Linked DNA regions of Homo sapiens: region 2 is linked to region 1. Evidence: read pairs that join two places in POLR2A ChIA-PET (ENCODE). Cell type or tissue: Caco-2. All regions are shown on one strand.

Region 1 (2,500 bases):
AATTAGAACGTTGCAGATGCAACTAAAGCCCCTTTGGCCACCATACTCCCCAATTCCTGTGTATCTTGGAATTGCATTTAAGATTTCCATTTGAACAAAGGGACCCTGGCTCAAACAAGTTGGGGGACCATTGGGCTGGTTAACCCTTAAACACCCCAAACACTCAATAAAGAGGAGTTTCAGGGAAATGGACAAGCCATGGCTGGAGGATGTTCTACAAGGTTGAGCAGAAACCCATGCAATAATTTGCTGAAATAGGGCATTGCTCTGAGTGCTGTGATTCCAGGGAGATGTCACTGCTGTGTGCTGGCTGTATGCCCAGCAAAGGGCTGGTGGCTGGAAGGACATAGCTTTCTGAGTTAGGACTGGAAGGCTTCTGTACATGTCCAAAGTCAACCTTCATATTCATGGGGAGGGAAAAAGAAGTGGGCTTTAGGATTGCCTCTCCTTGTTGGCCTGCTCTGAGAAAAACAATCGCGGGAGGGTGAGGCGGGAGAATCGCTTGAGCCCAGGAGTTTGAGGCTGCAGGTTAGAAGCTGCCGTGAGCTTTGATTGTGCCACTGCACTCCAGCCTGGGCGATGGAGCACTGGGTCCTGTGAGCCTTGACTCATTTAACCCCCACAGCACCCAGTAGATGGTGGCACTATTAGCATACTTGTTTTAGAGGTGAGGACACACACACAAAGAGATAAGGAATTGCCTAAGAGCAAAAAGCTGGTAAGTGGTGAGCCCAGGTGTGAGCCTTGCTTCAGGATCAAGTGCGCACCCCTGTGCTCTGGACTCCTTCCAGGTGTTGTTTCTCTTGCTGGCATTTTAACTTCATTACACCTATCTGTATGTTGGTCGTGGGAAGGAGGAAGCTCACCGAACACTGTGGCTTACCCAAGATTTGTCCCTCGACTTTCCCTCTTCACCAAACCCCAGAGCCACTGGCGGAATGTTCAGTTCCTTGGAATCCCACATGCCCGGGTTAGCTCCTTTTGCAAGCAGCCTGATGGATAGAAGTGAAGGGATGGTGCTCCTTATGAAAGGAGACGGGGGAGCTTAGTGAGCAGCGGCAGGGCCCTGCAGCCCGTCACACGCTAGCATCCACCGGGTTGAGTGGCTGCGCACGACCGCGGCGGGCGGGCGGGCGCGCTGCCGGAACGCTCTAGGCCTCCTGCGGAACCCAGGCCTGCGTGAAGGTAAATGCAAATCAGCTCCGCCCAGCGCTTCCCGCAGAAGGAGGGTTTTCTGTGTGCGCGTCTGGTTTCCTCCGCCTTCAGCCAGAATGCTGGCTTTATTTTTGCGGTTTATGAGCTTGAGACAGGGAATTCATTTCCTTGGTATAATATGACCCTCTGGAGAAAGTCTTGTCCAGATATATTTTGCTCCCAAACGCCGCCCTAGAAGAAGGACTACACTGAAATGAAACGGAGATGATTAAAGTCTGATTTATAGGTAAGGTGAATTGGTAGGATTATGCCAAATTCATTACATCCAGAGAAGGTGAAAGGGAATGAAAGGGCTCCTCCCGGGAGATGGAAACCTTTGTAAAAATAAATATTTATGGTGCACATACCTTTAACTCAGCTAGTAGCCAGGTTATATTTTATTATATTCACCACCATTTCCCTTTTCTGTTTCTCACCAGGCTGTACAAGCCCTGAAAGCAAGAACGGGGTTCACGGCATCTTGATACCCCCATGTGGGGACGTTTTGGCGATTTTATTTACAAGAAAGGGATTTTACACCGGAGAGGCTTTTAAATATGCTAACAGACTGGACCAGCTTTCTCATCCCCACTGGCTGATTAATGATTCCTCCATGCCAACCCGGTTCTCAGAGACACCAAGGCCAGGTAAAAACCACCCCTTCATCCCCTAAACCTTGCAAGAAGCACAGGGTCCAGAATTATGCTTCTTTCAGGTTCTAAATAGCACAATAAAACTAATAACAATAAGCTTTTAGTTATTAGATCAGGTACATTTTACTTTACAGTAAGCTTTTACTTATTGGATCAGGTACATTTTAAAGCAATTTTTGAACATTATTTCATTTGATCCTCACAACCACACTATGAGGTAGGTACTATCATTCCATTTGAAGGATGAGAAAACTGAGGCTCGAAGATGTTAAATAACTTGTTCAAGATCACAGCTAGTCAGTGGACATAGCTGCCATTCACTGAGTGCTTCCTGTGAGCCAGGCACGGTGACCATCACATTAAACCAATTATTTATTTCATGCAATAGTGCCCTTGATCCTTAGGAAGTGGCCTCCAGTGCTTAGAATTCCAAGCATTTGGTCCTCTGGAGATGAGAAACCATGGGAAGGCAGGGGCTCACTCACCCCTGTATCCAAAAAGTTGAGGATGGTGCCAAGGACAGAGACGGTACCAGGGACTCCAAAAATACTGAATGAAAGGACAGTAGAGGTGCTTTCCTGTGGGATCCCCAATCTCTCCCCGCCTTCAGGTGAGTCCTGCTGATGCTCAGGCTGCCCTTGGAACAGGGACCT
Region 2 (2,500 bases), 120 kb before region 1:
TAACAACAACATATGATTCTCTTAAGACTCAGGTGAGCTATTCAAGAGAAGCATTACAATTTTTCATTTCAGAAGACTTAAAAGGTAGAATGTTTTAATATCTTCAGAAACAAGAATTCCTGCCAATCTACTTATAACTGAATAAAATATTTTCCTTCTTAAATGTTTTTTCACTTGTGGAAGGCTGATAATCACCCCAAGGCACTAATAAACTGAAAAATCTACGTCCCTAGTCCTGTATAACAGCCTCCCCTCTTTTAACTCAAACTGGGGCCACAAGGAATGTACAAGATCTATGAAAAGGGCCTCCGGCCATGGTAGCTCAAGCCTGTAATCCCAGCACTTTGGGAGGCCGAGGCAGACGGCTCACTTGAGCCCAGGAGTTCGAGAGCAGCCTGGACAACACGGTGAAACTCCGACTCTACAAAACAAAAAATACAACAATTAGCCAGGCGTGGTAATGCCTATAGTCCCGGCTACTTGGGAGGCTGAGGCGGGAGAATTGTGTGGACCTGGTAGGGGCAGGGGTTGCAGTGAGCCAAGATTGCACCACTGCACTCCAGCCTGGGTCAGAGTGAGACCCTGTCTCAAAAAAGAAAGAAAGAAAGAAAAAGAAAAGGGCCTCAGAGCTTGCAATTAGAAAAATTCTTGCTTATAAAGAGAAGTATACATGTTACAAAAAATAAATGGGTACCAAGAACAAAACCTAGTAGCTTACCACTTCAGCTAATTAAAGACCTTTATTATAACAGTCTCTTCAGCGACCTGACTCAGACACTGGACAACCTAGGAACAACTTGTACATTCTGGCTATTTACTTAAAGCTTTCAAACAACGTTAATTCCAAAGAAACCTAACCTGTTTTCACACAAAAGAGGTGTGCCAAGTTATCTTTTGCAATATGGGCAACAAGAAGCACCACTTGGTACAAGAAATCTCAGATGTTCAAATACCTGTATTTCCTTATATGCCTACTAAACACACATATACGCACACAAACATACCTACCATACCGTCAGCACTGAGCTAGCAGTTGAATAATTCATTTACCCAGAGTTTATTTAAACTGTTGACACCCTTTCTTTAGTTTCTTTCTGGCCTCCTAGATATTGAGTGCCTGTATTTGATAATGTTCAAAAGCAGAACACATGTCAAACAGTGAAACTGGTCAATTTTATTCCTGTCAAAATTAAGTTTAGAATATAAATGGTAATACTCATTTTAACAATCCAAGCTACTTGGGAGGCTGAGGCAGGAGAATCACTTGAGCCCTGGAGGCGGAGGTTGCAGTGAGCCAAGATTGCACCATTGCACTCCAGCCTGGGCAACAGAGCAAGACTCCGTCTCAAAACAAAAACAAAACAGTTGGGCGTGGTAGCTCATGCCTGTAATCCCAGCACTTTGGGAGGCCAAGGTGGGCGGATCACCTGAGGTCAGGAGTTCAAGAACAGCCTGGCCAACATGGTGAAAGCCTGTCTATACTAAAAATACAAAAAATTAGCCAGGCGTGGTGGTGGGCACCTGTAATCCCAGCTATTTGGGAGGCTGAGGCAGGAGAATCACTTGAACCCAGGAGGTGGAGGTTGCAGTGAGCCAAGATCACGCCATTGCACTCCAGCCTGGGCAACAAGAGCAAAACTCCATCTCAAAAAACAAACAAACAAAAAACAATTTATCTAGTTTTTTTTTTTAAAGAAAAAAAATTTTTTTTTGAGATAGTCTCACACTGTTGCCTGGGCTGGAGTGGAATGGCACGATCTCAGCTCACTGCAACCTCTGCCTTCCAGGTTCAAGCGATTCTCCTGCCTCAGTATCCTGAGTAGCTTAGATTATAGGTGCCTGCCACCATGCCCGGCTAATTTTTTGTATTTTTAGTAGATACGGGGTTTCACTATGTTGGCCAGGCTGGTCTCGAATGCCTGACCTTGTGATTCACCCGCCTCAGCCTCCCAAAGTGCTGGGACTACAGGCGTGTGCCACCACTCCCGGCCTATCTATAGTAGTTCTTAACTGAGGACAGTTTTGTTCCTCAGAGACAGCATGTGACAATGTCTAGGGACACTTTTTGGTTGTCATATTTGCTGGGAAGAGGGTATCACTGGGGTCTAGTGGGTAGACAGAGTGTTGTCAACATCCTATAATGCACAGGACAGCTTCCGTAGCAATGCATACCCTGCCCAAAATACTAGTATCCCTGAGAAAGAGCAGCCCCAATCTACAACTTTGAATTATGCAAGTCATCATAAAATGGAGAGCTGATTATCCATAGTTTACACATAAGTCACTCTTGGGGAAGTTTTTACATTTGAAACCGTACTTACACACCGAAGAGCCAGAATGAAAACAGTATTACTTCCTTCTTTTGAAAGCCAGTTCTACTGGGCTCTTAATTCAAGTCACAGACACACAAATCCAATATGTTGGTTCATAAATCTAACAATAAAACAAGGAATTTAAGAACACTGGGCCAGGCACAGTGGCTCATGCCTGTTATCCCAGC

Evidence for each region. Peaks named below come from ENCODE experiments on the same cell type or tissue, not always from the same donor. Only the 100,000 strongest peaks of a DNase experiment are listed, where the experiment ranks them.
Region 2: POLR2A ChIA-PET joins it to region 1 with 10 read pairs; 4 of 35 experiments call an interaction of 5 or more read pairs at or near these places.

The regions. Positions count from the first base shown.
Region 1 is chr5:159,309,574-159,312,073 of GRCh38, forward strand. LOC105377683 (a long non-coding RNA gene) reads left to right here and starts at 1,249. Exons shown (of 3, transcript XR_941138.3): 1 at 1,249-1,441; 2 at 1,635-1,841. In Caco-2, no CTCF peak of the experiment used is centred here; no DNase peak of the experiment used is centred here; H3K4me3 peaks cover 568 bases.
Region 2 is chr5:159,185,636-159,188,135 of GRCh38, forward strand. The region is part of intron 3 of RNF145 (ring finger protein 145); the gene reads right to left. Among named protein-coding and RNA genes, the nearest start is that of RNF145, 23 kb to the right of the region's middle. In Caco-2, no CTCF peak of the experiment used is centred here; no DNase peak of the experiment used is centred here.